Linked DNA regions of Homo sapiens: region 2 is linked to region 1. Evidence: chromatin loops called from intact Hi-C (ENCODE). Cell type or tissue: mammary epithelial cell. All regions are shown on one strand. Each heading gives the region's core, and the rest is flanking DNA. Links, peaks and the distances in the headings are about the cores only.

Region 1 (16,261 bases), core at 3,264-11,263:
GGTGGGAGAATCCCCATCTGTCTGGGCAACATAGTGAGACCCTGCCTCTAGAAAAACAAACTAACTTAGCTGGGCATGGTGGTGCATGCATGACTGTAGTCCTAGCCATTCAGGAGGCTGAGGTGAGAGGGTTGTCTGAGCCTGGGAGGTTAAGGCCACGGTGAGTTATGATCACATCACTACACTCCAGCCTGGGTTGTCTCAAAAAAAAAAAAATAGAGAATAGATAGAGAAGATACAACATTTTTCTAATCAGACTTTCAGAAGGAGCTTATAGAATGAGTAGAGGCACTGTTCAAAGAAATAATAGCTGGGAGTTTACAGGATTAAACGTGAATTTGCAGAGAGCAAATACAAGTACTTGCATACAAGTATAAAGAAATTCTTATGTAGATACATCAGAGAGAAACTGATGAACATGAGACAGAGAAATACCTGAAAAGCAGTCAAAGAGAAAAGACTTATTTATAAAGGAACAACAATTAGTTTAACAGTGGACTTTACAACAGCAACCCTGGAAGCCATGTAAAGTGGAATAATATCTTCAAAATGCCCAGAGAAAATAACTGTTAATCTACACTTGTATACTCAGCAAAACTGTTTTCCCTAAGTGTGGCAAAAAGACACTTGTTGTTGTTGTTGTTCTTTTTGAGACGGAGTCTTGCTCTGTCTTGTTGTTTTTTTTGAGACGGAGTCTTGCTCTGTCACCCAGGCTGGAGTGCAGTGGCACGATCTTAGCTCACTGTAACCTCCGCCTCCTGGGTTCAAGTGATTCTCCTGCCTCAGCCCCCTGAGTAGCTGGGACTACAGGCTCATGCCACCATGGCTGGCTAATTTTTGTATTTTTAGTAGAGATGGGGTTTCACCATATTAGCCAGGCCGATCTCGAACTCCTGACCTCATGATCTGCCCACCTCGGCCTCCCAAAGTGTTGGGATTACAGGTGTGAGCCACCACGCCCAGCCAACATTTTCAAACATACAAAAGCTGAGTGAGTTTTCTACCAATAGGTCCCCTATGAGAATTTTAAAAGAAGTAGTTTTAGGAAGAAGGAAAATAATCCCTGGAGAATTTTCCGAGATGCAAAAAGAATTACTGAACAAACAGTCTAAAGCATACTGACTGTGTAAAGCTCTCGTCACGATGTCTCATTTGTGGAGTTGAAAAAAGAAAACTGAAAAATTGGACAAAATAGCATTTAATTTGGGAGGTGACAGGAGTTAGTTTCCTGAAGTAATGTTCCTCAAAGTTTAACATGCACAGTAATCTTGAAATGTGTAAATTACCAAACTGATTGAAAAAAGGTGTGAGAAACCTACATAGTCCTATAACTGTTAAAGAGATTGGTCAGTAAGCAAAAATCCTCTTGCTGGGAAGACACTCAGTACAGTTTTAAGAATGAGTTCTGCCACACATTCAAGGCATAGATAATTCTGATCTTCCACAAACTCTTTCAGAAAACAGGAAAAGGGGGATTATTTCCTCCAACTCATTGTATGAGTCCAGTGTAACCTTGATTCCAAAAAACACACTAGGACAGTATAAAGAAGGCAGATTATCAGCCCATTTTATATATGTGAAATTTTTAATATCAAATTTATATAGTCAAACCTTGTGTGTATTTTCTTTCAACACATTGAATACTTTGACTCATTATCTATTATACATCTGCACTGAGTAGTTTGGTTACAGGCCTTGAAGACAATTCTGTAAAGGTAAGGAAACAGTTTACCTGTAATGTTTTACCTTTGTATTTCCATTTTGTGTGTGTGCACTGTTTTATAATGGATCAGTTGTCAGCCATGGAGACTGCTTTTCCTTTTTGCCAGCTGACAGTGTAGTCTCTTATGAGAAGATGGGATAACTAAGAAATGTCATTGTAAGTATATCTGCCTTTAAAAAATCACAGTTTTGATGACTAAATGGAGTAGGTGGAAGCTTTTATAATGAATATAATAAAATCTCAATTTTTATTCAAAAATTTTACCACTAATCTTTCAGTTTCATTACCTTTTTAAGATAAATTTTTTTCAGCACTACTTAGAATAATAGGAAAGACTCATCAGATGTCTTCATGTGTCATGTAAGGTTTTCTTTGGAAATGAAACTGAAAACTCTTCTGATGAATTAATTTCTATATATTTAAACTAGAAAAAAATGCTATTCATCAAATATCTTGAAGACTGTGGAATATTTGAATATCAAAGATTTACTTTTTGACACTTAAATACATCTAATATGCATAAAACTCTTTTTTACTCAGATTGACTTGCTTCTCTTGAACTATCTGGTTTCCTTTGGCCTATCACTAACCTTGATCAGTTTTCTGAGCTAGAAACTTTTAAATAATTTTGGATTCTTTTTGGATTCTTCTCTATCTATTTTGACCTCTTTATCTCTCTTCTTTTTTTTTTTTTTTTTTTGAGATGGAGTCTCACTCTGTCACCCAGGCTGAAGTTCAGTGGTGTGATCTCAGCTCACTGCAACCTCTGCCTCCCAAGTTCAAGCTATTTTCCTGCCTCAGCCTCCCGAGTAACTGGGATTACAAATGTGCACCACCATGCCCGGATAATTTTTGTATTTTTAGTAGAGACAGGGTTTCACCATGTTAGCCAGGCTGGTCTCAAACTCCTGACCTCAAGTGACCCACCTGCCTCGGCCTTCCAAAGTGTTGGGATTACAGGTATCAGCTGCTGCGCCCAGCCCAGCCTCTTTACTTCTATTTTCTCACAAAGTCCTATAATTTTCCCCTTAAAGTGATCCTTGGATTTACCTTTTCTGGGCCTAAGAACGGAAAGTGCCATCACTCATTTTACCTTATGCATGGATTCTTTCAAGGGGTGTCTTAACCTGTCTGCCTTTCTGTAGGCTCTCTTCCATTTGTGCATTTTAATATCATATGCTGTTATACGTAATATACAGTCTTGCTAAAATACAACATTTTCGTGCAGTTTTTCTATTTAAGAACATATACTGCATTTTTTCCCATTTAACTATTCAAGCCCAAATTCTTGCCTTGCTTTCAGTTTCCCCTGTCTTTTTTCGCCCAGCTTACCCTGATATTCTGCCTACTTTCTATTTTTTTCCCCAACTTTTATTTTAGGTTTGGGGGTACATGTTCAGGTTTGTTACCTGAATAAATTGCCTGTCGCTGGTGTTTGGTGTAAAAATGATTTTGTCACCTAGGTAGTGAGCATAGTACCCTATATGTAGTTTTTCAACCATCACCCTTCTCCTACCCTCTCCCCTCAAGTAGGCCCTAGTATCTATTCTTTCCATTTTTATTTCCATGTGTACTCAATATTTAGCTCCCACTTATAAGTGAGATCATTTTCTTTTCCTACATCAGTTTGCTTAGGAAAATGGTCTCCAGCTGTATCCGTGTTGCTGCAAAGGACATGATTTCATTTTTTAAAATGGCTGCATAGTATTCTGTGGTGTACATGTACCATATTTTCTTTATCCAGTCCACCATTGATGGGCGTCTAGGTTGATTCCATGTCTTTGCTATTTTGAATAGTGCTGCAGTGAACATGCAATGAACATATGAGTACATATGTCTTTTTGGTAGAATGATTTATATTCCTTTGTGTATATACCCAGTAATGGGATTTCTGGGTTGAGTGGTATTTCTGTTTTAAGTTCTTTGAAAAATTTCAACTGCTTTCCACAGTGGCTGATGTAATTTACATTCCCACTAGCAGTGTATAAACATTTTGTTTTCTCCACAACCTCACCAGTATCTGTTATTTTTTGGCTTTTGAATAATAGCCCTTCTGACTGGTGTGAGATGGTATCTCATTGTGGTTTTTATTTGCGTTTCTCTGATGATTAGTGATGTTGAACATTTTTTCATATGCTTGTTGGCAATGTGTATGTTTTCTTTTGAGAAGGATCTATTCATATCCTTTGCCCATTTTTTAATGGGATCGTTTGTTTTTTGCTTGTTGATTTGTCCGCCTACTTTCTAGTCCACTTTATTTTCCTTCACTTGCCTACAATTATGTGTACTTTTCCACCCTCTGATGCCCTGCCTTATCTTGTCCCCCCATTGGTAGTGCTCATCTTTTTTTCCACCTGTCCAAATCCTGCCCAAATTGCTTTATTCTCTGAATTGTTGCACTGAGAGCCCTCCATAGAGAGCATAGCACTGACTTGTTCTCTGAATTTTCCTTCACATCTGCAATCTTTCCTCTGGATTGTAAGCTCTTACGATCATCCCTGTATATTTTTCCAACCCTGTTGCCCTGTCCCCCTACCTGCCCATAATCCAGCATTGTGTGAAGTATAATAATAGTCTATCAAGTATGTCATTTATGCTGTTGTCTTTAGCATTATTCTTCAGATTGATACCCAAAAGCCCAGGAAATATCTTTGGCTCATCTTTTAGAATTTGTTTGATGATGAAATTTTGGGTTATTTTGGGGAATAATGATTATATTTTTATTTCTTTTTTAATCTCTCTGCTGCCTTCCTTTTGACCATTTTGCCTTCTTTGAGATATCTGTCCAAGTATGGGAGAAGAAAATGTTTAAATGTACCTGTGGGTGTGCATTATCAGTAATTCTAATAATGAAGTGCAGCATGAAGGTCTCAGCTAAAGACTTTAGTATTCTCTGAATTTTCTTTTTTTATCATAAATGGTCATGTACTTTGAAGAGCTGATGTCTTGTCTTACCATGACAAAAAGGAAAAAAGAAAAATTTTGCCATGTAAGAGTAAAGGATGCAGCCAAGTTGATTCACTCTTCTGGTTTTGGTGCTTTCACACGGTTGTAGAGTACTTGAGTATCGAGGATGACGTAGAAGACTCAAGTTTGCATCTTGACACTCTTGTTGTTTACTTGAGTTTCTTGAGTTAATCATATGAACTCTGTGAGCCCAAGTCCCTTTGGCATAAGTTATTATAATAATACCTATCTCACAATGTTGTTATAAGTTTAATGAGATAATGGATATGAATTGCCAATTACTAGATAACCATGGGTTATGGTTATTGAACAGGGAACTCCATTGTAAAGCTGTAACCTAAATTGAAAAAACAAAATTATTTAGGACTTACTCATAAGAAGAGATTATTTATTTATTATTTTATATAGTCACTTACTTTATTAGCATCTCTGGGAGTAATTTCAACTAAAGTGATATTTTTAATAAAAATTTAACAAGTGAGAAAATACCTCATAAATGAGATGTTGCTAATTGCAATTTTGTTAGCATTTACAAGAAGTTGATTTGTATGTTACCTTAAGCATAACATGTCAAATGGAAAGATTATATTTCTTTGTTATTTATTTATTTATTTATTTTTTTGAGATGGAGTCTTGCTCTGTTGCACAGACTGGAGTGCAGTGGCATGATCTCAGCTCACTGCAACCTCCGCCTCCCGGATTCAAGCAATGCTCCTGCCTCAGCCTCCTGAGTAGCTAGGATTACAGACGCCCGCCACCATGCCTGGCTAATTTTTGTATTTTTAGTAGAGACGGCGTTTCACCAAGTTGGCCAGGCTGGTCTCACCTGACCTCAGGTGATGCACCCGCCTCGGCCTCCCAAAGTGCTGGGATTACAGGTGTGAGCCACCATGCCCAGCCTCTTATTTGTATCAAACAAATGTATTCAAGCATCTTAGATTCTGAACCATCTTAGTGTAGTATAGGTTAACATTCCTCTCCTAAGATATACATGATATGAGTAATAAAATGTTTTGATTGCCTGACACATAATAAATGCTATGTAAGTTTTAGCTATTTTGTTTTTCAGTTTTAGCTATTATTGGGGAAGCTGAAAGGGAATGTAGTTCAGCTTCTAAAAGAGCTGATGTAATACATTACCAAGCTTTCAGCTTAGCTTTATACATAAGTGAATGTCATTTCTTAATGAGTATTTTTTGTAAAGCCTAAAATGTGTCCTGCAGTAAATAGAGAAATAACAACCACCAAAGGTCTTCCTGGTTTCAGGCCTTGCTGATGCATTTATTTCCATTCTAGAGCCAGAATGATTTTTCTGATGGGCAAATTTGATTATGTCGCTTCTCAATTTAAAACCTTTCAGTTCATTCCCGTTGGTCTTGGGATTCATTCATTCATTTGTATTTACCAAGAGGCAGACACTGTTCTGGGTGCTGGAGATAAGAGTAGTGAGTATTAAGTATGTATATGTTATACACACACACACACCATACAACATAGAACCTTGTAAATGGAATAGTATGGAGCTGGTCTTCATGTAATGCAGAGTTATTTGTGAGTTTATGAAACCTTGGAGTGAGTGCTGGCAAAGTATAGAAATTCAGAGGGCCTTGCTTATGATAGTGTCTAATGAGCAGTAACCATTTGTGTCTACCTTGGTCCCTGGTGTCCTCTTTAAGAAGTTCACTTTTTCCTTATGTGGATATCCTTTGTTGTTGTTGTTGTTGTTGTTGTTGTGGCTGCTGCTGCTGTCATCTAATCAACAGCAGATCTTGTAAGTTTGCTCTGTGGAAATACTGTTTTTCCAGTTGAGGCGGTCTTTGGGCTGCTTTCCCCAGCCTTCAGTGCCATCTTGAAATGTAATTTGTGATATTTCTTTACTCATTGGTCCCAGACTCTATGAATATTCCTGATAAGATAGCTTTTTTTCCCTCCAATCTTTTTTTTACTACAGATTTAGAGTAACACATTTCATTTATTAAATGAGACATACTTGTTTCTCATGGGTAATTTGTTACTAGAGGATGCTGTAAATTGCACTAGGCAACTTAAAGACATTGCTACTTTTTGATGACATGATAGAGGGAAAAATACTTTGGTTGAGTCATTTAAAAGAGTGTTTTAAAAAGTATGATGACTTAGTCATCATTTGTCATTTTATTCTTTTAAGTGTTTGGAAAGTATCCGTATTAAAATAATACCTTTAAAAGCATGTATTCATTAAATTGTCAAAATTGTCATTCAAAAAATTTATAATTTTGCATTTGTGTATGTGTATACCCACTATACCTTATGCTTCAGTGTAAGCCTACAATGTTTATGTAAGTCTTAGAGGTTAAATGTTTGTGATGTTTTATGCCATAATAAAAAGATGATTCCATATGAAGGTGTCAAATGACATTGTCTCTCTAGTGTAAATACAATTTTATTTATTATTGATACTATGTTAGGTCATGTTAGCTAGAAGCAGATCCCGGGACATGGATTTGGATTTATGTGATTTACTGCAGGAGCACTCTCAGGAGAACAAGAGTGAGGGAAGGAGGGTGGTCAGGAGACTAGCCTAAACAGGCATGTGGTCTAAGCAGTGGTCTGGATTCAGCCTGGACTCATGGGAAGTTTTGGAGCAAGAGCAAAGAGGCAGGCCTTTCATACCTGTGTTAGTCATTGGCTGCAGGCTGCTTGAGTGAGGGTGGAGTAGAGAATGATGGCATGTAACCTTCCAGGTGTGGTGGCCCCTGTCTACCTGAGGCCTTTCTCCAGCAGCCAACACTCACAGCAGCTGGAGAATAGATGCACCGGCCTGTAAAGGGGACCTGGCAGAACACCATCAGCACCCACTACAGGTGGTCATTAACTCCAGCAGTTAAGACATCACTATTTAGTTAGGCAAACAGCTTGTCTTTTGAGATATAAATAGAGAATTATTTATGAATATGCATCTTAGTCTTCTTTTGATTCTTATTTTAACGTATTTTTTTTTTTTAGTAAGATGCTCTGGTAATCATGTTTACCAGATTGAAATAAGCACACCTGGAGGCATAGCTAGTGTGGTGGATGACCAAGTCACCATTTCACAAGATTCCAGTAATCTGGAAAGATTAATTTTAGGAGTGATTAATATGATTCTTCAGTTAGTAGAAATTCTCTCGTATGACACAGTTGGTATGTGTAGGTAATTTTAAAAAGTTGGTTCAAGTGTGAATCATTTAAAAATCATTATATATTTTTTGAACATTTTTTACTTAAAATGTATAAGAGTACTTCACTTGTGAATCTTTGGATGTAAGCACAGGACTCTGAATGTAGGTTAATAAACAGTTTATTTTGCATAAACCACGGTTGAATCCATCATCTAAAAATAACAGTTTCAGGTTCTTTAGAGTGAGAACTAGCCAGATTTTAAGTAGTCTGAATACTCCCCCTAGCCTTTTATAGTTGTTTCACTCACACCTAATTTTTCAGCAGTTCCTTTCTTTAAAGTGTTTTGCTTTTATCTAGTCCTTTCAAAGCATTCATCCTCATTTTTCTCTTTGGCATGCACATTTCAGTGGTTCATGTAATATTTAATGAATTTACATAATAAGAATAACAGATACAACAAGTAGAAATAGGCAAAGCAACAAGTATCAGTGACTGGCATGGAACTGCATGGGTGCAGAAATACACATGTAAACTAGTCATAGATTGTCAGTGTGCAGTGGGTGTTTTCAGAGGGAAAGGGGAGTATAAGACTAAGTTGGTCTTAGGAGCTGGCTAAGTATAAGTCACTTAAGAGCATTTCTACTGTATTTTTTAAGTGGTAGTTCAAGTTCAATAGTTAATAAGTTTGTTATGAACCCAAAGTGCAGCATGGCTAGTAAACATTCTATTCAAGGTATAATTTTAAGCTGCATTAACAAAAGTTTGAGTGAAAGAAAACATTGCTCTCACCTTGGTTGAGCCATTCAGGTCCTAGTGAGAACAGCATGTCCAAGTTGAGCACAACAAGGAAGGACGTAAAGCAGGGGCCTCTGAACAATGGCTCTTATTCCTGGCTCGTGGTTGCCCCTTCAGAATAATGCATGTAAACGTGTACACACACAAAATTTTGCATGCATTTAATTATGTTACATTTTAAATTGATTGTTTTTACAAATTAAAAATATTTTCTAACAAATTAACCTCATACCATTTTAATGTAAAAATTAAAGGCGGCCGGGCGCAGTGGCTCACACCTGTAATCCCAGCACTTTGGGAGGCCGAGGTGGGCAGATCACCTGAGGTAGGTAGTTCGAGACCAGCCTGACTAACATGGAAAAACCCCATTTCTACTAAAAATACAAAAAATTAGATGGGCGTGGTGGCGCATGCGTTGTAATCCCAGCTACTTGGGAAGCTGAGGTAGGAGAATTGCTTGAACCCAGAAGGTGGAGGTTGTGGTGAGCCAAGATCGTGCCATTGCACTCCAGCCTGGGCAACAGGAGCAAAACTCCGTCTCAAAAAAAAAAAAAGATTAAAGGCTACTTATGAACATGTTTAATAAATTCAAATTTTGCAAATAAAATGAAAGATAAGTTTATGCTCAAGAAGACTGCTTTGGCTTGGCTTAAAAAATAAGTTGGAATTGTGCAGTGGTTTCTGACATGGCAGCATGGATGTCTTCTTGTTTTAAAACTGTCAGTCATTTTTAACTTTTCTTTATTATAGCCATAAGTGCTTAAAACCTGGTTCACAATAATTGTGGCAAATGGAATAAGAGCCACACATTTGGAAAAGCAAGCTGAAAAGAAACCTACTCCAAGGAACCAGAAATTTTTCTATGACACTTCCTTTGGTTCAGTATATATTATTTCTTATCGTCAAGCCACTGAAATCATTATCAGCAAAGATTGTCAACGTTTTGCTGTCTACATCAGGTAGAATAGAATTATAAATCCACATTTCAGTTTGAACAGAAGCGACCTTCATAAGATGTCTGCAGTGTTCTTCCAACCTATAGAAATGTATATCCAGCTTTGGAAAAATTTACATAGTTGATCCAGTTCTCTCTTCTGAAATGGCTGTTTAGCTAAAAGAGCACATAGGTTTTCAGCAGCATTCAAAATGGTGTCTGTAGGGCCATGAATTGAAAGATTTACGTCATTCATTTGGTCTCAAATATCAGCCAAGCTAAATCAGTAAGTAATCCTTCCTGTCATTTGTTCTTAGAATGTACTTTCCCTCAGTCTCAAAAAGTAGAACCTCTACCTCAAGTTCAGTCAAACACTGCAGGACTAGTCCTCTGGAATACCAGTGAACTTCATGATCTCAGGCCGAGTGTGGTGGCTCACGCCTGTAATCCCAGCACTTTGGGAAGCCAAGGCGGGTGGATCACCGGAGGTCAGGAGTTCGAGACCAGCCTGGCCAACATGGTGAAACCCCCATCTCTACTAAAAATACAAAAATTAGCTGGGTGTGGTCGTGGGCACCTGTAGTCCCAGCTAATCCGGAGGCTGGGATGGGAGAATCGCTTGAACCCAAAAGGGAGAGGTTGCAGTGAGCCAAGATCATGCCACTGCACTCCGGTCTGGGCGACAGAGCAAGACTTGGTCAGAAAGAAAGAAAGAAAAAAAGAAAGAGAGAGAGAGAGAGAGAGAGACAGAGAGAGAGAGAGAGAGAGAGAGAGAGAAAGAAAGAAAGAAAGGAAAGAAAGAAAGTGTGTTTAGAACTTCATGTTCTCTTTTGCTTTTCATTTCCCCATTCCCCTTTCCCGATGCCCCTTTCCCCTCCCCTTCCCTTCCCTTTTCTTTCCTTCTTCCTTTTTCTTTTTCTTTCTCCTTTTCTTTCTCTCTCTCTTCTTTCTTCTTTCTCCCCCTGAGACAGAGTTTTGCCCTGTTGCCCAGGCTGGAGTGCAAGTGGCACGATCTCAGCTCTCTGCAACTTCTGCCTCCTGGGTTCCAGCAATTCTCCCACTTAAGCCTCCTAAGTAGCTGGGACCACAGGCATGCCCCACCACACCCACATAATTTTTGTGTTCTTTGTAGAGACGGGGTCTCCCTATGTTGCCTAGGTTTGTCTTAAACTCCTGGGCTCAAGTGATTTGCCTGCCTCTGCTTCTCAAATTTCTGAGATTTTAACATGAGCCACTGTGCCCATACTTTGCTCATATTTTTTTCTTTCTTTCTTTTTTTTTTTTTTTTGAGATGGAGTCCTGCTCTGTCCCCCAGGCTGGAGTGAAATGGCGCGACCTTGGCTAACTGCAACCTTTGCCTCCTGGGTTAAAGCGATTCTCCTGCCTTAGCCTCCTGTGTAGCTGGGATTCCAGGCACCCGCCACCACGCCCAGCTAATTTTTTTTTTTTTTTGAGATGGAATCTCGCTCTGTTGCCCAGGCCGGAGTGCAGTGGCACGATCTTGGCTCACTGCAAGCTCCACCTCCTGGGTTCATGCCATCCTCCTGCGTCAGCCTCCCGAGCAGCTGGGACCACAGGTGCCCACCACGACCCCTGCCTAATTTTTTGTATTTTTAGTAGAGATGGGGTTTCACTGTGTTAGCCAGGATGGTCTCCATCTCCTGACCTCATGATCTGCCCGCCTCGGCCTCCCAAAGTGCTGGGATTACAGGCGTGAACCACCGCGCCTGGCCAACTTTTGTATTTTTAGTAGAGACGGGGTTTCACCATGTTGGTGAGGCTGATCTCGAATTCCTGACCTCAGGTGATCCGCCCGCTCCGGCCTCCCAAAGTGCTGGGATTAGAGGCGTGAGCCACTGCGCCCGGCCCCCTTGCTTATATTTCTTAACAGAGTATCTTGAAAAGACCTTGGCTCTGATGTAGTTGATAAGATTAACAGCGGTAGACACGACTTCTGTGAGGATTGCTAATTGAGCATTTGATGCCATTGCATGTTGATGCAGAAATTAGAGAGTCATACCTAGTAAGGCATGAAGGTAGTTTCTTTAAGCAGCTCCATCCAAGCAGGAAGTACTATTGTTTTATCTTTTTTTTCTTCCTTTGGAGACAGGATCATGCTCTGTCACACAGGCTGTAGTGCAGTGGTGCAATCATGGCTCACTGCTGTCTCAAACTTCTAGCCTCAAGTGATCCTTCTATCTCAGACCCCCAAAGTATTGGCATTACAGGCATGAGCCACTGAACCCAGTCCCTATTTTGTTTATCTTTTTTTTTTTTTTGCCAAAGGAATTTTCACTGTGGTAGTCTTTGCAGTTTCTTAAAATTACTTTAAAAATAAGATTACTCTAATAATGTCAGGGCACACATAGTGAATGAAAGGCAGGAGTTGGCTGCACTTGCAGGCAGTCATTCATCCAGTTGCAAACTAAAAGAAAAGAATATTGCCACCAGTTCCAGTTTCAATGGCCGCTCTTAAAATATTGGAGAACAAAAAGGTGGTCTGGAATAGATAGCATTATTCAACAGAAGGACTACTTTACTTTCTTTCTCTGCTCTGAGCTATAAACCAGCTTAACCAGGTAAGGTGGCTTCTTTAAGTTCTCTCCAGTATGGAATGTGTTTTCTTCCCATTTGGCAATGTGATAAACAGCTTTATGGGTGCTTCAAAAACAAAACTGTTTGGAGGCAACTATGTTTTAGTTACACAGCCTTCTTAGAAGTAAGATCGTTATCTGAAATACTTATTGTTTGGAATGTCGTAAGGCACTCCTTGAATGTTGGTAATAAGCATCCACTGGCACTTACCATGTGGTGAAGCATTGTAGCTTAAATGTTAATCATGGCAATTATAAAAGTAAAAACAAAATATTTGTGAGCTTCATTATAGTTTTTCCCTGACATTGTCTGATAGATGAACACAATTGCGTTGGCAGAGTACGTGGTCTTTAATTCATATTATTGGGAAACTTCTTGATGTTATCACATGGCAAGGATGATTGCGTATTATTTGACCATATAGATTGTAACATAGCAATCAGGATGATTTTATATTATTTGATCATATATATTGACATCCTATGCTACTTCATGCATATTTTGAGTGAAATACAATAGTTTTTAAAGTAACAGAAAGAAATCAAAGAAAAAAATATTTACAACCCCACACAACATATCAGTGGGACCTCCTAGTGGTGAGAGGTCTCGGAGTCATCTTACTTTGAGATTGGTTTAAGGAGGAAAGAGTATGGAGATTACATGATAGTGCTTTTAAATATTTAAAAGATTATCTTATAGAAGAAGAGTGATACTCTTTTTTAAGTCCAGAGGATATAGAAGGACAAATGAAAATTATAAAATGGCCTGCTTCCAGTCAATATAAAGAAGATTTTCTTTCAGACTAAGTTTCACTCTTGTTGCCCAGGCTGCAGTGCGATGGCACGCTCTCGGCTCACTGCAACCTCCATCTCCCAGGTTCAAGCAATTCTCCTGCCTCAGCCTCCCGAGGAGCTGGGATTACAGGCATAGGCCACCATGCTCGGCTAATTTTGTGTTTTCAGTAGAGACAGGGTTTCTCCATGTTGATCAGGCTGGTCTCAAACTCCTGACCTCAGGTGATCCACCTGCCTCAGCCTCCCAAAGTGCTGGGATTACAGGCCTGAGCCACCACGCCTGGCAATATAAGGAAGATTTTCAAACAGAGCCTCCCATCAATAAAATGGGCCGTTTTGCAAAACTTCCTCCTCTTGGAAGAGGGAGCACTGGGTCCATTCACTGTTAAAACACCTAACTTGCATTGTGACTTCTATTTAATCTCTGGTTCCCTATTTATTTGCCTATGAGGTCATTCACTTAAGTGAAGCAGGTAGACCACAGGTAAGACTGGCCCAGGAGTCAGACTGAATGGCAAGTGTGATCTAGGACAAGTGACCCAACTCTTCTATACTTCAGTTTCTTCATTTATAAAATGGAGATAATAGTTCTCACCTCCTTATAGGAATGTTGTAAGAATCGAATGAGTTTATATCATAAGTGCCTGACAAGTACTCAGATGTTAGGTTCGAACACCCAGCAGCCTGTGTGTCACATGGTCAACACCTATGTTGCGGACAGATGTACTAGGAAGAAGCTGAACAGCCATGTTTGGTGATCTTGTGGAAAGAATTCCTGGTTTTGAGAGCATAGATGGATTCCCTAATTTCTAAAAACCATAGTGCTCTGGAGTTAGGAACCTGGGATAACAAGAATTTAGAGTAAGTGCCATGTGTATGTAAGGAACACAGAAGTTTCAGGGCTGCTTGTGGAAGACTTTACCTTCTCCTGAGTTTATATAGTGGCTTTCCCTGTTGGAAGGTGTAGTGCATAATATTTTCTAGCTTCATTTTGTTGCTTCTGAATAGATAAACATTTTTTTATTTGTATACCCTAATTTGTTAGGTTCCAAAAGTTGTCATTTCATCTTGTTGATTCACTTCTGCCTTACTGAGGTCTCAACCTATAATTATTGGATTTCCGATGAGCTAATACACAAACCTTTGTGAACTTTTTCTGTGCCCTGGAATGTGTTCAGTACGTTTACAGTACTGGTTATATTAAGATCCAGAATGTCTGATTACTAGCGCTTGTGAGGAATCACTTTTTTGTTCATTTATGGTTCAGAGTGTGGTCCCTGGAGTCACACTCCTTGCATTTGAATCAGTTCTGCTGCTTCTTGCCTCAGTCTTTGGGCCAGTTCTGTAACTATTCTGAACACATTTCCTCATGGGTGAAGTAGAATTGCTAAAAGCACCAGCTTCACTGGCTGTTTTGAGGATTAAGTGAATCGATATGTTTAGTGCAGAGCCGGGCATCGGCAAGTCCTTAATAAATGTTGGCGCTCCTTCTCAGGATTATTAGTCTTTCACTGATCTCTTGCACATTGTGTGTTGGTACTAATCCAGTTCCCAGAGTACTGAACTGAATAACATACGGAGTACAAGAGCCCTTCCCTTAAAGCTCCCTTCTTCTAGTGGGTGGATTACAATAGAATTAGGTGGTAAATGCCATAGAGTGTGAATATTGATCTGGGCCAGAATTCAAACTAACTCAATAATGGTCTGATTAAAGCATTTAACAGAGAGACTGGACTTAAACATCCCAGAAAGCATTTGCCTTTTTAAACAGATTAACTGTAGAGGATTGACACCTTGTAGGGATGAAGTGGGGGACTCACCTTTTCATTCCCAAAGTGTTTTTGTTTTTTTGTCTTCCCTTCTTCCTCCCTCTTCCTTCCACTTCTTCCTGCCTTAGCCCACTTCTCTAAGAAAATAAATGCAGAGGACCTGCTCTGCCCACAGGCACAGTGCCCACATGGCCCCAATTCCTCCACCTGGAGGAGGGGCACCACACGTAGGATCATGCCCAACAGAGTCCTTATTATGAAAAGTGTGGCAAGGTTGACCTAGTAAGCTGTAAATTACTGCCCAGAGATACAAAAGGGCTTCTGTCGTATTGTATGCAGTTTAGGATCTTTTCATGTTTTAAGTCTGAAGATCTCTTTTGTTCATATAATGTCAGCTTATGTTGCTTTAGGCTTTTTTTTATAAGTATAGAGGAATAATTGAGGCATTTGATTTATATATATATGAAATTCTTATTAAGAACTGCCTTCATTTGTCTACATCAGTAATAAATATATATATATCTAGAAGTTTTATCTGATGTCTAAAATGTCCTGGTTGTTCCAGAATTGGATTGTGGTTAGTTGACCGTAATAACAGCTAGTTTTCTACAGCTAAAAATATTGCGGAGAGAATAACAGTAAAAGAGTAAAAGCATAATTTTGTCATCAGTGGTTAGATATGTAAACATTAAGGGTTAGACCTAGAAATATATTTGGTATAAAATTGAAGAAATCTATCAAATAACTATTTGAACTGGTACCAAGGGTACTTTTTCCTTTAAAGAGTGTATTTTTTGTGCATTAAATAAATTTAGTTGCACTAAATTACCATTTTGCCTGTGTAGCATTTTAATTCTTTTTATTTTTTCTTTTCATTTTCAGCTTATGGAAAAGTATTTCTAGTTCGTAAAATAAGTGGCCATGATACTGGAAAGCTGTATGCCATGAAAGTTTTGAAAAAGGCAACAATCGTTCAAAAGGCCAAAACCACAGAGCATACAAGGACAGAACGACAAGTCCTGGAACACATTAGGCAGTCGCCATTTTTGGTAACATTACATTATGCTTTCCAGACAGAAACCAAACTTCATCTCATTTTAGGTAAGTGTCAGTTGTTATCAGACTTTTTATGAAAACACTTTTCTTTGGGTCTTAAGTTATAATGTACTTAAAGGGCAAGATACTATGGACTTAGAAGAAGTGAAATATTTTGATTCTCATTCTTTGTGGTGGCATCTCCTGGAATATCATGCATTGCTCTGGATTTGAGGCCTCCCATTATGCCATTATGGAAGAATTTACCTCCTTCTATTCCACACTCTTTTCTTAGTCTTTTTTTCTTTTCTTTTTTTGAGGCAGAGTCTGGCTCTGTCACCCAGGCTGGAGTGCAGTGGCACAATCTCAGCTCATTGCAACCTCCGCCTCCCAGGTTCAGGTGATTCTCCTTCATCAGCCTCCTGAGTAGCTGGGACTACAGGCATGCACCACCATGCCCAGCTAATTTTTGTATTTTAAGTAGAGATGGGGTTTTGCCATATTGGCC
Region 2 (16,261 bases), core at 4,263-12,262, 51 kb before region 1:
ACAGGAAATGGGGCTGAGAAGGGAGCCAGGGCCATTTCATGCAGGGGTTTCTAGAGTTTAGACATTGAGTGTCATGTGAAGCCATTGAAAGATTTCCAGTTGAAGAATGATGAGATTAGTTTTGCTTTGTAACAAGATGACTCCTATTTCTGTGAGGAGAGTGGGTATAGAGATTATATGAAGGGAAACCAGGTAGGAAACTACTGTGGAAATTCAAATGGAATATAAAGGTTTAGAATAGGTAACAATTGAGATTAACAATTGTGAATGTGTTTGAGATTCACTTAGGAAATAAGAATCAGCAAAGGCCAGGCGCGGTGGCTCATGCCTGCAATCCCAGCACTTTGGGAGGCCAAGGCAGGCAGATCACCTGAGGTCAGAGATTCGAGACCAGCCTGGCCAACACGGCGAAACCCCATCTCTACTAAAAATACAAAAATTAGCCAGGCATGATGGCAGGTGCCTGTAATCCCAGTTACTCAGGAGGCTGAGTGGGAGAATTGCTTGAACCTGGGACACAGAGGTTGCAGTGAGCCAAGATCACGCCGTTGATTGCACTCCAGCCTGGGTGACTGAGCAAGACTCCATCTCAAAAAAAAAAAAAAAAAAGAATCAGCAGAACTTGGTATTGTATTGACATGGGGTTTTGTGGCTGGAACAAATGTGTGTTTGAAGATGCTGTTTATTGAAATGATGTAATTATTTTCTATTGCTGCATAACAAATTACCACAAATGTAGTGGCTTGTAATAGCATCCATTTATTAGCTCTCAGTTTAGTAGATTATAAATCCTTATGAGACCTAAATTATTGTGTTAGCCAGACTGAGTTCTTGTCTGGAGGCTGTGGGTAAAAATCTACTTCCAAACTCATTTTTGTTGGTAGAATTCAGTTCCTGTATTTGTTCCCCAAGGTTCCAGTTTCCTTGCTGGCTGTTAGCTGGGGGTTATCTTCATTCTTCTCATTTGTCTCTTCCACCTTTTTTTTTCTTTTTTTTTTTTTTGACACGTCTCGCTCTGTTGCCCAGGCTGGAGTGCAATGGTGCGGTCTCGGCTCACTGCAACCTCTGCCTCCTGAGTTCAAGCGATTCTCCTGCCTCAGCTTCCCGAGTAGCTGGGATTACAGGTGCCTGCCACCACACCTGGCTAATTTTTATAGTTTTAGTACAGACGGGGTTTCACCATGTTGGCCAGGCTGGTTCGAACTGCTGACCTCGTGATTCACCCGCCTCGGCCTCCAAAAGTGCTGGAATTACAGGCGTGAGCCACCGCACCCAGCCTGGGTCTTCAATCTTTAATCCAGTAAAAGTGTGTCAAATCCTTTCCATACTTTAACTTTCTGACTTCTAAACCCCCTTCTGTCTGACCTCTAGGTACGGATTTAAAGGGACTCATGTAATTAGGTTAGGCCTACTTGGGTAATTTTCTTTCTTTCTTTCTTTCTTTCTTTCTTTCTTTCTTTCTTTCTTTCTTTCTTTCCTTCTTTCTTTCTTTCCTTCTTTCTTTCTCTTTCTTTCTTTCTTTCTTTCTTTGTCTATCTTTCTCTCTCTCTTTCTCTCTCTCTCTTTCTCTCTCTTTCTCTCTCTCTCTCTTTCTTTCTCTCTCTCTCCCTCTCTCTCTCCCCCTCTCTCCCCCATCTCTTTCTCTCTTTCGTTTTACTCTTGTTGCCCAGGCCAGAGTGCAATGGCGCGATCTCGACTCACTGCAGCCTCCACCTCCTGGGTTCAAGCGATTCTCCTGCCTGAGCCTCCCAAGTAGCTGGGATTACAAGTGCCCACCACCATGCCCAGCTAATTTTTGTATTTTTAGTAGAGATAGGGTTTCACCATATTGGCCAGGCTGATCTTGAACTCCTGACCTCAGGTGATCCACCCTCCTTGGCCGCCAAAAGTGCTGGTATTACAGGCGTGAGCCACTGCGTCCTGCCTACTTGGATAATTTTCTTATCGTAAGGTCAGTTGATTTAGGACCATAATTACATCTGCAAAATCCCTTTATCACAAGTGTGTGATTTCGTGATATTCACTCACTCAAGGGGAGGAGATTATACAAAGGCTAGGGTCATTGGGGTCATCTAAGAATTCCTCCTTAGAAGTCACAGAAGATAGTGAACCAGGGGAAATGCGTATCGGGGTGGGCAGAAAAGATAGGATCCAGTTTTGTACCTATCAAAGTAAGTTTGAGATGCCTTTGACATATTCTGATGGACATCTATGGTATAAGTAATCATAGATAATGTGCTAGATAGTAGGTGCTTTCATCAACTCATTTAACCTAAACAGCAACCCAGTGAAGTGAGAATTATTATTATTCTTCTTCCAATCTACGTATAGGAAAACTGAGTCTTAGTGTGCTCACCGGCTTGTTCAGGGTTACTCAAGAAGTAAGTAGAAGAATCGGTTGTGAAACTGAAGCAGTTTGGCCACAAGGCCCATCTAAAGCACTGTGCTTAGTGGGATCAGTAGGATATGGGTCAGGAGCTTGTAAAAGAGGTCTGGGTTGCAGATTAAAATCCTAGCATCATTGACCATTAGATGACATTTAAAGCCAAGGTAGTAGGTTAGATCATCTTAGGAGAGATTTTAGAGTGGAGAGGAAGAAGACTCAGAATTGAGTCCTGAAAAACTCCCAAAATTAAAGGAATCGATAGAAAAAGAGTTGCTAAGAAATGATACAGAGGAGGAACAGCCAGAAGAAAAACCAGGAGAAAACCTAGGAAAGTTGTGGTGTTTGGAAGCTAAGGAGAAAAGATGCTTTAGGGGGTGGCAGGGGATCAATTTGACTGACTACCTAATGGCCTCATCAAGAACAATTTTGGTGGAGATTTGGTGGGAGAAGCCGGATTGGAATGGATTGAGGAGTGAATGCAGGTGAAGATAACTTTTGAGAGACTTGGTTCTGGAGGATATTAAAGAGAGGGACTTAGCCAGAGAGCTATATGGGGTTCAGGAAGGGTTTATTTGTTGTGTCCTTGTTTTAAGATGAGTGATGGTAGAGCGTGCTTAAGTATTACTAGGCTGGACCTAGCCTAGTACTACAGTTTCATAGCTATTAAAACTGTACAAGATGGGATAGACGATGGTGTCATGGTCCTGAGAAGGGGGATGGGATGTTGTGCACCTGGGGGGTTAGGAGGTCCGATAAAAGACTTGCTTTTATTATTTAATGGGAAGGAAGAGGTAGAGGATACAGGTCCATTTGCAGATTTGGTGGCAGGAAGATATGGGAGTTTTGAGTTTCGAGCATGATTCTTTTTCTTCTCAAATTATGAAGAAAAGGCAATTCTTTATCCAAAAAGAGAAAAATAGCATCATTGTTTTTTAAAAATTGTGATTCTGGTCTTCAAAAAAATTCTTTTTTTTGAGATGGAGTCTCACTCTGTGCCCAGGCTGGAGTGCGGTGGTGCGATCTCAGCTCACTGCAACCTCTGCCTCCCAGGTTTAAGAAATTCTCTGCCTCAGCCTCCGGAATAGCTGGGATTACAGGCGCGTGCCACCAAGCCCAGCTAATTTTTTTTTGTATTTTTAGTAGAAAAGAGGTTTCAGCATCTGGCCAGGCTGGTCTTGAACTCCTGACCTCGTGATCCACCCACCTCGGCCTCCCAAAGTGCTGGGATAACAGGTGTGAGCCACTGTGCCCAGCCAAAAAAATTCTTAGATATGGAAAAACACAGAAAGTTGACACAAAATGTATATGCTATAAGATGAAAGTTTATAGAATGTTATAGAACAACTTACTGAAAGAGGTTTTCAGGCATAACCATTGAAATGCTTCTGTACTTTCCACAGAGGTCATTTCCCTGAACGTGTTCTCTGGATCATGCCAGAATTCTTAGTAAGCTTAATGTTCTCTTTCTCCTTTTTGAAGTGTTTTATATTTAGTTTAGTTCTTCTAAGTTAAATTTATTTGGTACATGTATTGGGAAAAAAAAGCCTGTTTGTTACTGCTTTATAAGCATTTGTTTTCTTATTGACTCAGCTTTCATACTGGCTCAATCATGTAATTCCAAAATCGGTTGGATATGTAAACACTGCCGTTTTATACACCAGAAGTACAGTAAGTCTTCAAGGTAAGTGACCTGACAATAAGAGCAAAGTGGGCAGCATTGTTTTAAAGTACACAGATATTAAATATAACTTGGTTCTGCCTCCAGCAGAATGCTGTCCAGAGACACGGTTTGAGGCCCAACCACAAATCTAAACAGCTTCAGAATAGCTTAGCACCTGGCAGTTAAAAGGACTTGAATGTGCTAGCTATTTAGCTTATTTTTAAGTTCTTATGTATGCCCTAGACTTGGGCTAATTGGACCCTGTAGACAGGAGTTAAAGATTTTAGATTTCAGAGTTATGTATGTGTTGTCAATACTATACTGGGCAACCACTAAATTAGAGCTTATCTGGTAAATTGCTTTATAAATAATTTATTTCCGCCTGACAAAAAGAAAAAAATAATCTCAAATAGCAGAAAAAGATTTTTTTCTCTCTGCATACAATTGTCACCTTTTGACTGAAGCTAAATTAGTCTAAGAAGCTTATGTTTTGTGATGTTGAGTAAAAAAGACAAGGGAAATGAAAAAAAGTTGTTGTCCCAGTAAATGAGAGACTAAATACATATTTCCTAGTTGGCATATTGAAAGCGAATCCAAGCCTATTAAATAAGGATGATTGAGTCAGATTGTGCTTTGCACCTGTTTTTGAAATCTTCTGCTTCCTCAGAGACTTTACTCCATGTTGTTCTCCCCTTTTCCTGATCCTCAGGTTCTCCTTCCCACAAACACATTTGAGTCTTTTTGTAAAAAGAAAAAAGAAAAAAAAAATTCTCTGTCGCCCTCTAGTTATTTCTATTATCCCTCCTTCCACTAGTTTTTGCAAGAGCAGTTGATACCAGCTGTTTCTACTTCTTTATGCCCCATTCACTGGATCTGCTGGAAGATCAAGCTTCCATCTCAAGCACTCCACTGAAACTGCTTTCACTAAAGTTACTAATGTCTCCCTGTTCCTAATCTGGTGGAAATGTCTCAGTTTGAATCTAACCTAATTTCTGTAGAGCACTCAGTGCTTGGATATTGGTACTTTCCTCCCCTTGCCCAGTGACAAACTGTGCTCTTCTACCTGGTTCTTCTCAATCGGTGACTGCCTCATCTCCTTACATTAGCTGCTATCTCTGCTTGTGCCTTAAATATTGGTACTCCATTGTCAGCCCTGTTTTCTTGTAACTGTATGCATTCTTCCTGGGAAAGCAAATGTTATCATTGCTTGAACTAGTATCCAGGCCCTATTTTCAGCCTACATCTCTTTCAGGTTTTCAAGACCCTTTCTTGAGTTTCTTATCACTTCTAGCAGCCCACTAAACACAAAACATTTGGATAGTCCACAGGCACCTTAGACTCTGAGGTTAATAATACTTTTTCTTCCAGCTTTCCATGTTTTATTTTTTAATTTAATTCAATTTAATTTAATTTAAGAGGCGGACTTTCGCTCTTGTTGCCCAGGCTGGAGTGCAGTGGCATGATCTCGGCTCACTGGAACCTCCACCTCTCGGGTTCAAGCGATTCTCCGGCCTCAGCCTCCCAAGTAGCTGGGATTACAGGCATGCGCCACCACACCCACTAATTTTTGTATTTTTAGTAAAGATGGGGTTTCTCCATATTGGTTCTAGGCTGGTCTCAAACTCTCGACCTCAAGTGATCTGCCCGCCTCAGCCTCCCAAAGTGTTGGGATTACAGGCGTGAGCCACCTCACCTGGCCCCATGTTTTATTTAGTGGCATGCCATTCACTATTCTGCCAGGACTCTAGTTAGAAACATCCAGACTTCTTCCTCTCTCTCACATTCTCCCCACCCACCAACTTACTCTCCTAGTTGTGTCAGTTATAACTCTGAAATATTAATACCTCCTTTATTTGTTTCTTGCTCATCATTGCCATTACCATAGTCTAAGTTCAGTGTCTAATCTAATGATAATAGCTATCATTTATTTAGCTTTATGTGTCAGGCCTCTTCCAAGATTTTGCCTATCTTACTTAATTTTCACAGCACACCTATGTGATGGGTACTGTATTTGACACCTGTGGTGCGCAACCTCATCCTTCTATCTGCCTTACTCTGGAGTCAAGCTGTGGCTGTGGGCTGTGACAAACAGTTCTGTTTGGGCTTCAGCTCACTTCAAGGTGATGGCACCTGGTTTTAAGCACATATTGCTGCACATTGTTTACTTTCCGTCCCAGGCTTTTGACTCCTCCAAGGCTTAGTTCTCTGGTGGGAACTGGCTCAGGAAGCATAAATGTGCATCTCAGAAACATAAGGACCTTGATGTCCCACTGGGGCAACCTTCAACTAATGGAGTATGAGAGCTGAAAATAAATGCTTATTTGTATTGATCTGAGAGTAGAAAATTCTGAGGGGCATTCCATATGTTCCTCAAAAGATCCAGATCAGATTGAGTTGGTAATGCATTTTTGTATTGGTTTTTCTTTATTCTCGATTTCACTCTCAATTCCTCCTCACTTCTGATTGGGATTACCTTCCAAATCGCTTTCATGAATCCAGGCTAAGACATTTATTATCTACCATGGTTCTAGAAATTGACAATATCCACTGGGATCTCAGAGTGGATGACTTACTGGTGAGACTGCAACAAGGACCCCATTGCTGGTGGTAGTGGGTACTAATAGCCCCCTGCATGCATCACAGCACAGTTAATAAGACTCTTACCTTCAGGGGATTGGGACTAGAATTGAATGGAAGGTGAAGAGTTGGGTTAATTGATAGCTCTAGGACTTGAATGGTATGGGGATGGTGGAAATCAATAAGGATTTGGAGTTAATGGACCTCTTTTAGCTTTTGAAATCTTGAGGACAAGAGATCAGCCAGTTATCAATGCAGGGTACACTGTGAAAAGAGGGCCTATGGCAGCATTTGGAAAGATCCCCATTGCTTGTGACTATAGGACAGATTATGCCAAAAATCAGGCTGAAGATTTAATCATAAGGGTGAAAGAGCTGTATACCTTCTGTGGTGGGTTTGTACTGTGTCAACTGGGCTAAACTGGAATTATGTTTCCCAGAACTCCCTTCTAGGCTCTAGATTAGCACTGGCCATGAGACATTTTGAGTGAGATTTGGAAGACAGAAGTGAAGCAGCAGCAGCTGGATATATTTTATGGCTAAAGATTGGTGCTGGTACTAGGCACTGTTGTAACTCCCACACATGATTGCTAAGCTGCTGTGTCATATTGTTGGTTTGGAGCAGTAGCCAGGTCTGCGGCTCCTTCAGCTCTTGTTGCATCACTGCCATCAGCTTCTGGCAATTCTGGGCCAGTGTGTACAGCTTTTCTGCAGGTTATCTGAATCATTGAGTTTGGAAGCCTGAAGGTGGTGAGAGACAGACATGGACTCTTGTTTGTCCTCATGGGTTCCAGATTGTCTTTGGGATTCCAGTCTATTCTTACTTTTTTCTATTTTGTATTACTCTTTCCTTTACAACTCCAGATGTGGAAGCAGTCTTATACAGACTCTTTAACCAACTCCCACACCTGTGTGAGGCCAAACTCCTATATAAGTCTCTTATTGTATAATTCATAGTGGTCCTACCTCTCATACACCCTTGACAGGTGTTCAGGGCCAAAGTCTGACCCTAACATGGGAAGAGTAGGACCCTGATGAAATCTCAGAAGGAGACTTCTAAGTGGATGACCTGAGAATCTTGAACTCCTTAATTTTCCTGAGTCCTCTGGATAGGCAGGATCAACACCTTGTTAGAGAGAATAACTTTTCCTTGTTTGGAAACCAGGCAGAGATCACATAGAGATGGATTTCTTACAAGGTGATACTTGTTCTCCTTAAGCTCTGTCCCATCTCTCACCCCTATTTCCTCCAGAACAATAGCTAGACACAATCTCAGCATAGCCTAATCAGGGATGTTTTTCTTATTCTGGGAGTAAATACTCAAGCACGTAATCCCAGGACCTGGCTAATATGTACCAGTAGGAACAGAAGGAACATTTAGGGAGGTGGATCTTGCAGGTCTTGCCTGGAGTGGGCTGGCGGAATAATAAGGATGAATAAGGGAGAATTTATTAACATGGGAACGCTATTCGTAACTCAGGATTTGACATCCTAATAACTTGGTCCTAGGATACACTGGTGGGATGGTTTCTTGAAGCTTGGACATGAGTATGACCTATAGTACATTAGATAAATATGCAAGAACTTCTTTGGCAGAGTATATTGAGATCAGAACTCACAGAGAAGAGAGAGTTTTAGAATGGATTTACTATATGAGACTGGAGAACACACTATCTGACCATACTTCTTAGGAAGGTCCAAAGAAAACACTTCATTCACCAAGGTAATTAAGAATGCACTGGTGAGGGGACACAGGCTGGAGTTGATAGGAGATGCTTCCATGGAGCTATGTTCCCTAGTATCCATAGCAATGATAGGATTTTGGAATGGCATAGGCCAGATGGTGATACCATTAGGGCTAGGGTGGATGTAATTACCATAATGGGCCACAGTGGCATTCAGGGTGTCTTTATCCACAGAGATTTGGGGCAGTGACTAGGATAGGTCATGGGGCAAGAAAGATGACAGCCAACTAGGATGTTAGTTGACTTGTATGATTCAGACCTTCATCTCTGGGGGATCTTCTCTTGCCTTGCTGTTGTTGGGCTGTGGTTGCTTCCAGTGCCTGTTTAGAATTATTCAGCAGGCATGGAAGCAATAAAAAACATTCCACTATATCCCTTGAGTTCAAGATAAGTTCTTTCCTGTCCCCATTAGGTAGTAGTTTCTCCTTGAAGACTCAGTGACCAAAGGCAGGAGGGGATTCAAGCTGTATTCTGTTAGCTCTCTCTTAAGCACCATTTGACGTCATCTTCAAACTCCCTCATGCAAGCTTTGACTCATGTTATCCCAACAGTGTCTTGTCTTGAGCATGCTCACTGTGCATCTTTTCCTTTCTGCTCCAAGGCGTCTCCACTGTCCACCCAGCAGAAGGTACAGGTGAGAGAGCATACAGGCATGTGCAGCCTGGAAGTGCTAGGAAGTTAATGCTCCCCTTGGGCAACCCTGAACTAGAGGGGGCAGGAGCCAGTAGAGAAATTCTTTTCCTTGTCCTTGCACAGACAATTGACAATTCTGAGAGCACTCTAATGGTTCCTTAGGGAATCCTGGCAAAATTGAGCTCCAGTTACCCACAGCAGTGACCTCGATAAAGGTAGCTTTTTATTGGCATATGCTCCTTTCCAGTTTCATGTTCCTTGGTCCTTTACTTCACCTTCCAGCTAAATTATCTGCATGTAAATGTCCTTTTCTGATGTGCTGCTTTGGGGAAGAACCCAGGCTCATACAAGTACATTTGTTATTTGTGTGCATGGATCTGTTTGTCTACCTGCCTTCCTAGCTAATCTGCCTATTCATCCACCCACCCACCCATCCATCCATCCTGTTACAAATAAAGGACTTAGAGTGGTAAAAATACTTGATCAGCACAGCTTTAGTAAATGGTAGAGTTTAGTTCTAAACTGAGTTCAACTGAATCAAAACATACTCTCTTCTTCCTTCATTATACTGTCTTCCGACCTTTGAAGATGAAATCAGTAGGCCTTAGTTAGCTTGTCTTTCCAAGTCCTCAGTGGTCTGGAGCTTCTTAACTGTCCATACAGGTTGGTTATAGTTCACCAGTATACAAGTTGGGCCATGCACATGCCCATCCATTTGTCAATAAATTCTTTTCCTTTTCCTGTGCTTCACTGTGGGGAGTTGCACCCCCCACAGTCTATTTTGAAAATGTCTGTGTACTCTTTTCTGTTTCTTTTTTGAGTCCTGTCAACTCATTTCGTTTCTTTCTTTTTTGTTTGTTTGCTCATTTCTGTTCTTAGTTTTTGTATTTCTGCTTCAGGATTTTTTTTTTTTCATACCCTAAGTGCTTGCTTGAAGATACCTAATTCAGTTTGGAGTGTTGTATTACCATATTCTTCAGCTTTGGGGTTTTTTTTTTTTTTTTTTTTTTTTTTTTTTTTTTGAAGGTGAGGGTTTCATCAGCTGAAATGCTTTGATTAGCATCTTCTGATTTTCTTTTTAAACAGTTTTCTGTGTCTCTGTTTGGCTTTTTTGGGTATATCTCTTCATTTTCTACTTAAAACATTCCATAGCCCCCTCCTGTGCAGTAGCTTTTATAGATGATGTTGGGGGAGGAGATGGGTTTGGTATATCTTGTTTCTCCTTCATTTCTGTTGGATCCTTTCTGTTTTTCCTCTTGTTTCTTTCTTTCCCTTTACTGCAGTGTTTCCAAATGTACCTACCCTTCTATCTGGTTTGCCCTCACAAGCTGTGCTTCTCCAAGGCTAACCATCACACCTGTTTCCTGGCTGGTGCTTTAAAGCACCCACGTCCTGACTTATGTATAATATTTTGGCTTTTATGGCTGGACTCTTTCTGGGGGATGATTTTGTCTTGCTTTGTCTAAGTCCATGCCCCCCTACTCATTTTTAGTGTCCCATAAGCCTCCCTTCCTTAGTCTTGCTGTAGCAGCAGCTCTGTTGGAATTTGGTCTATTTTTCTATGACAGGTAATTTGAAGGTTGTAATACTCTGTCTCCTAGTACTAGTACAGCGTGGTTCATATGCAGTTTTACTTGTTGGTTTTATGGTCTTTTTTTTTTTTTAAGGGTGAGTGGGGAGATGTGAAATCAGGCAGACTTCATTGATGCCCACATCCAGAAGTTTCTGTGTACTTTTAAAGGCTTAGCTCAAATTATCATCTTTCCTTTGAAGTCTTTCCATATAGCTTTCCAGTTTCCATGCTCAGATATTCTGTTTCCTTGTGTTCTAACTACCTTACCTCTCCCTAATTACATTTGTTATATTGCATTGTAATTATATATTTGTCTCCCCTCCCCCCATCAAATTGTGAACACCTCTAAACCAGCAAACTGTTTTTTTTTTCTTTTTTGTGGTACATACTATGTGCCCACTAAATGGATTGACTTAAAGCAGAATAGAGGAACACTTAATGAATGTCACTGTGTCCGAAATTTATTCCTGCTGGTGGGTTCTTGGTCTCGCTGACTTCAAGAATGAAGCCATGCACCTCGTGGTGAGTGTTACACCTCTTAAAGGTGGTGCATACCCAAAGAGTGCACCGCAGCAAGATTTATTGTGAAGAGTGAAAGAACAAGGCTTCCACAGCGTGAAAGGGGACCCGAGCAGGTTGCTGCTGCTGGCTGGGGTGGCTGGCTTTTATTCCCTTATTTGTTGCTGCCCATGTCATGCTGATTGGTCCATTTTACAGAGTACCGATTGGTCCATTTTACAGAGTGCTGATTGGTGCGTTTACAATCCTTTAGCTAGACACAGAGCGCTGATTGGTGCGTTTTTACAGAGTGTTGATTGGTGCATTTACAGTCCTTTAGCTAGACACAGAGCACTGATTGGTGCGTTTATAATCCTCTAGCTAGACCCCACTCGACCCAGGAAGTCCAGCTGGCTTCACCTCTCATCACCTCAGACAGCTATGAATAATATGAATATTTTGGGATCAAATTTATCTTTTTTTTTTTTTTTTGAGACAGGGTTTTTACTTCTGTCTCCCAGGCTGGAGTGCAATGGTGTGATCCTGGCTCACTGCAACCTCTGCCTCCCGGGTTCAAGCTATTCTCTTGCCTCAGCCTCCCAAGTAGCTGGGACTACAGGTGTATATCACCATGCCCAGCAAATTTTTTTGTATTTTTATGTAAGGGTTTTGCTGTGTTGCCCAGGCTGGTCTCTAATGCTGTGGCTCAGGTGATTTGCCTGCCTCAGCCTCTCAAAAGTGTTGAGAATACAGGCATGAACCACTGCGCCTGGCCTAAAAAGAATTCTTTATGCTGCATACAGCATAGCCTTATGTTCTTGGATTTATCTACATTGTTGTGTGTTAGGTGTATTGTATTCATTTTCATAGATTTAAACTTATGTGTATGAAGACTATAATTTATCTACTTTACTGTCAATGAACATTTGAGTTTTCTTTTTCCCTATTAAAAACAATATTGCTGTAAACGTTTTTTGTTTCATCTCTCCTGGTACAAATGTATAAGAGTTTCTCTCAGATACATGCCTACAAGTTAAATACTCTAGTGGTCATGGAGGTATACACATCTTCACCTGTACTAGATAATTCTGATTTTATCTCAAAATAGTTTTATTAATTTATACTCTTAACAGTACTGTGTAAGTAATCTGGTTGTTCTTCATTCTGTCCAACAGTTTTTATTTTTATTTTATTTTTGAGACAGAGTCTTGCTCTGTTGCCCAGGCTGGAGTGCAGTGGCGTGATCTCGGCTCATTGCAAACTCTGCCTCCCGGTTTCAAGTGATTCTCCTGCCTCAGCCTCCCGAGTAGCTGGGATTACAGGCATGCACCACCACACCCAGCTAATTTTTTGTATTTTTAGTAGAGGCAGGGTTTTGCCATGTTGGCCAGGCTGGTCTTGAACTCCTGACCTCAAGTGATCTGCCCACCTCGGCCTGAGCCAGGTGTGAGCCACAGTGCCCGGCCCAACAGTTTCTATTGTCACGTTAAAAAAAATCTTTTCCAATCTGATAGGGATGAATCTTACTGTCATCTTATTGTGATTTTAAATTTACATTTTCCTTATTATTAGTGAGGTTGAACATTTTTCTTTTTTCTTTTTTTTTTTTGAGACAGAGTCTCACTCTGTCTGCCAGGCTGGAGTGCAGTGGCGCCCCAATGTCGGCTCACTGCAAGCTCCACCTCCCAGGTTCATGCCATTCTCCTGCCTCAGCCTCCCGAGTAGCTGGGTCTACAGATGCCCACCACCACGTCCAGCTAATTGTTTTTGTATTTTTAGTAGAGACGGAGTTTCACCGTATTAGCCAGGATGGTCTCAATCTCCTGGTCTCGATCTCCTGACCTCGATCTGCCCACCTCAGCCTCCCAAAGTACTGGGATTACAGGTGTGAGCCACCTCGCCCAGCCAAGGTTGACCATTTTTCATATGTTTATTGGCTGTTTAGATTTCTTTTGTGAAGTGCTTATGTCTTTTTCCTATTTTTCTGTTGTATGTTTTTCTTTTTTTTTTTCTATGAATTCTGTGTAGCAGTTCTTTGGCAACTCAGAAGTCTTGCTTTTCTTGAAAGTGTTCTGTCTTTCCCGTGCATGTTTGCTTATGTTGTTTCTTTGATGTGGACTATATATTCCTGTTAAAACTCACTCAGTTCTTCAGGACCCATAGCCGTCAAGCATGAAGCTATCTCTGATGTTCCAACTAGATGTGTTGCCCCTGCCTCTTTGGAATTCATGCAGCACCACATTTTGGCTGTAGTGCATAGTTAGGTATTATAGTTTTTTTTTAATTGATTCCGTTCACTCTAGCAGATAGTGTGCTTTGTGGGGAGGAACTGTTTCATCATCTTTGTTTCCCAGTGTCTGTCATAGTAACTGTGCGTGTTTAGCTGCAAGTAAGAAAACTCAACTACAGTGGCTTAACTAAAAAGGATTTTTAAAATCCTTGCATAACAGGGAGTCTGGAGCCAGGAAGCCCAAGCCCCTAAGAATCTAGACTCTTTCTGCTCTGGCAGGCTTAAATGTGTTTTAGCTTTTGCCCTCATTGATTATTCACATTCACAAAAGAATATGGGAGAAGAGGAAAACAGTTTCTAATGTAGGTTTTGAAATCCTCTTTACTAGACTTTTCTGTATGTTGAATTTTTGGTCACATGGTATCACATGGTCATCATTCTGCAAGGGAGGCTATGAAATCAGATATTGAGCTTCCCAAGGGGAGAAGGTAGTTGAGAATGGTGAGAACGGTGTTTAAGTGGACCTGCCTATAATGTCGCCCGCAAAGAGTACTCAATAAATATTCTTTGTTTAATTTTAAAATTTTTATTAAAACGATCCATATAAATACTTAGTCAAATAGTACAAGAGGGATTTTATTCCCAGTTTCTACTCTTTTCTAATATTTTCTACCAATTTCAAGTGGCATTTTAAAACTCTTGAGTCATCAATTTTAGACCTGTTTTATTTCCCTGCCTGTCTACTTAATGAAGTTATATTATAATTTTGGTTGAATCCACATTCAGTTTTTAATGGCTATATAAATATTCATTGTGGGGCCAAGTGTTTTATGTTTTTTTTCCTTCCTTAAATAAGTTTTTTTTGGTTGTTTTTCCTGGAGTTAAATTACCCCAGTCTTTTCATTCACTTAGCTTTCTTTGAGTCTCTAAGTGTTTCTACATGTTTTAACAGCTTTATAAAATACTTTTCATTATGATTTTCTATAGGTTAGATAACCCATGAGTTCTTTTTTTCTTAAAGACAGTCCTTTGTGGAACTCTGTTCCGTCTCTTCCATTCTGGATTGGTTTCTTTCTCAACTTTGTGTAACTGTCATAATGGGATTTTCCTTCACTATCATCCTGGGAATTATGTGCTTAATCCTGTTTCCTGGATCCAATGGCTGTCCTCTTTTTTAGTATTATATCTGTGGCGCATCCTCCAGTAGATTGCTGAGAAAGCTTGCATAGGAGATTTTTTTTTGGAAAAGCTTTTTCAGATATTAAAATGTCTTCATTATGTTCTCATATTTGTGACAGGTTTGCTTGGTTTAAAGTTGTAGATTGAATTGTTACTTGGGATTTTGAAGGCATTATCCCATTGTCTTCTAGCTTCTAATGATGCTGATGAGAAGTTTGATACCATTCTTATTTCCAGTGGTTTGTATGTGACCTATTTTTTAAAATCTCTGGAAGGTTTTAGGATCCTCTCTTTATCCCTGGTTTGGAATTTTGGAATTTTACATTTATATTTTAAAATTTATTTGCTAAGCACTGAGTATGCCCATTAAAACTCCTTTAGTTCTGGGGATATTTTTTGAATTAGTCCTCCTCTGGGTTCTTCTGTTCACTTTTTCTAAAATTCTCTTAGATACTGGATTTCCAAGATTATTCTGTGTTTTTAAATTTTTTTAATCTCCTGTTGTTTATCTCCTTGCATCTTTACTTTACATTTGGTCTCTTTCTTTAACTTTATTATCTAGACCTTTAATAGGCTCCCCCTATACAGATTTAAAAGTTTTCTAAGAGCTTGATTTTTTGTTTTATTTCTTCTTAATTGCTCTCTTTTTCTATTTTATGGTTGAACTATATACCTCCTTAAGGATAATTATACTTTTTATGAAGTTATTTTCCTAGTACCCTGGGTTGCCTCTCTTTCTTCTGAACTTCCTTTTTTTTTTTTTTTTTTTTTTTTTTTTCTGTTTATTTTGGTGTCTTGCATGTTAGGGATTTCTCTCAATTGTCTGGTGATCCTTGACTGTTAATGTGAATAAGACACCAAAATGCTGGTTAGAAACTCTGTCTTGCTGGCTGGAGGCTTACATGGTATAGTTTTTCACCGGGAGCTCCATATGTCAATATCAACAACTTTTACCCAAGTTTGTTCATTTTTCCATAAAAGGATCCTCTGGACTTCTTGGGGAACATTAGCCTGGCTCTCTGCTTTCTGAAACCAACAGCGCGTGTGTAGACTTATATATTATTCTGCATTTTCCGTTCTTACCTCATCCTTGCTTCTCTCTATACCCAGTGACCCCAAATCTGGTTCTTCTCCCAGGAAATTATTAATCCTAAGTGTTACGAGTGTGAGGACTTGGGGAATAAAACTCCTTAAATCCGTTTCAGACATTTCCCCTGTTTGCATTCTTTATCTTGCCCTCCCCAGTCCTCTGCCTTTGGTGATTACAGGTGCTTCTATAATTTGGAGCCTTTTGGGGTTCTCTGGGGGTGATTTAGCTTGCTCACATGAACAGTTTCCTCTGCAGGCATTTTAACTTGACCTTTTCCCATTCTGCTGAGTCATTTACCTTTCTTTCAAATGTTTTCCATCCTCATGCATTTTAGCTTAGGGTTATAAATGTCTTTGTGGGTTATTGAATGTGTTTCTGTTTCTTGTTTACCTTTATGTTTGGGGGTATGGAAATGTTTTTACCATGTTAAAATTGGAAGTCAATAAGTGACTTCCTTTTAATGAATTATAGCAATATAATGTACATATATTGTATAATTACTATATACTTGGCACCATTCTAAGTGGTGTACATTTATTATCTTATTTAATCCTTACAATGTCTGGTTTGTGTCAGGCATTTACTTCCCTAAGATTTTTAAATTGTATTTTAAGTCTTCTTATCTCCACAACAAATCCTATAAGGCCAGTACCATTAGCAGTCTTATTTTACAGATGAGGGTACAGAGAGG

Evidence for each region. Hi-C counts contacts between places; a loop is a spot of excess contacts. Peaks named below come from ENCODE experiments on the same cell type or tissue, not always from the same donor. Only the 100,000 strongest peaks of a DNase experiment are listed, where the experiment ranks them.
Region 2: a loop joins it to region 1, with 1.9 times the contacts of the local background. A loop is called at or near these places in 4 of 110 quality-filtered maps.

The regions. Positions count from the first base shown.
Region 1 is chr14:90,977,864-90,994,124 of GRCh38, reverse strand. RPS6KA5 (ribosomal protein S6 kinase A5) reads left to right here. Exons shown (of 17, transcript NM_004755.4): 3 at 15,601-15,819. Among named protein-coding and RNA genes, the nearest start is that of RPS6KA5, 75 kb to the left of the region's middle. RefSeq lists an enhancer at 8,077-8,126. In mammary epithelial cell, for the core only: no CTCF peak of the experiment used is centred there; a DNase peak (open chromatin) is centred at 7,334.
Region 2 is chr14:91,029,609-91,045,869 of GRCh38, reverse strand. All of the region lies in intron 1 of RPS6KA5 (ribosomal protein S6 kinase A5), which reads left to right. Among named protein-coding and RNA genes, the nearest start is that of RPS6KA5, 23 kb to the left of the region's middle. In mammary epithelial cell, for the core only: no CTCF peak of the experiment used is centred there; a DNase peak (open chromatin) is centred at 7,269.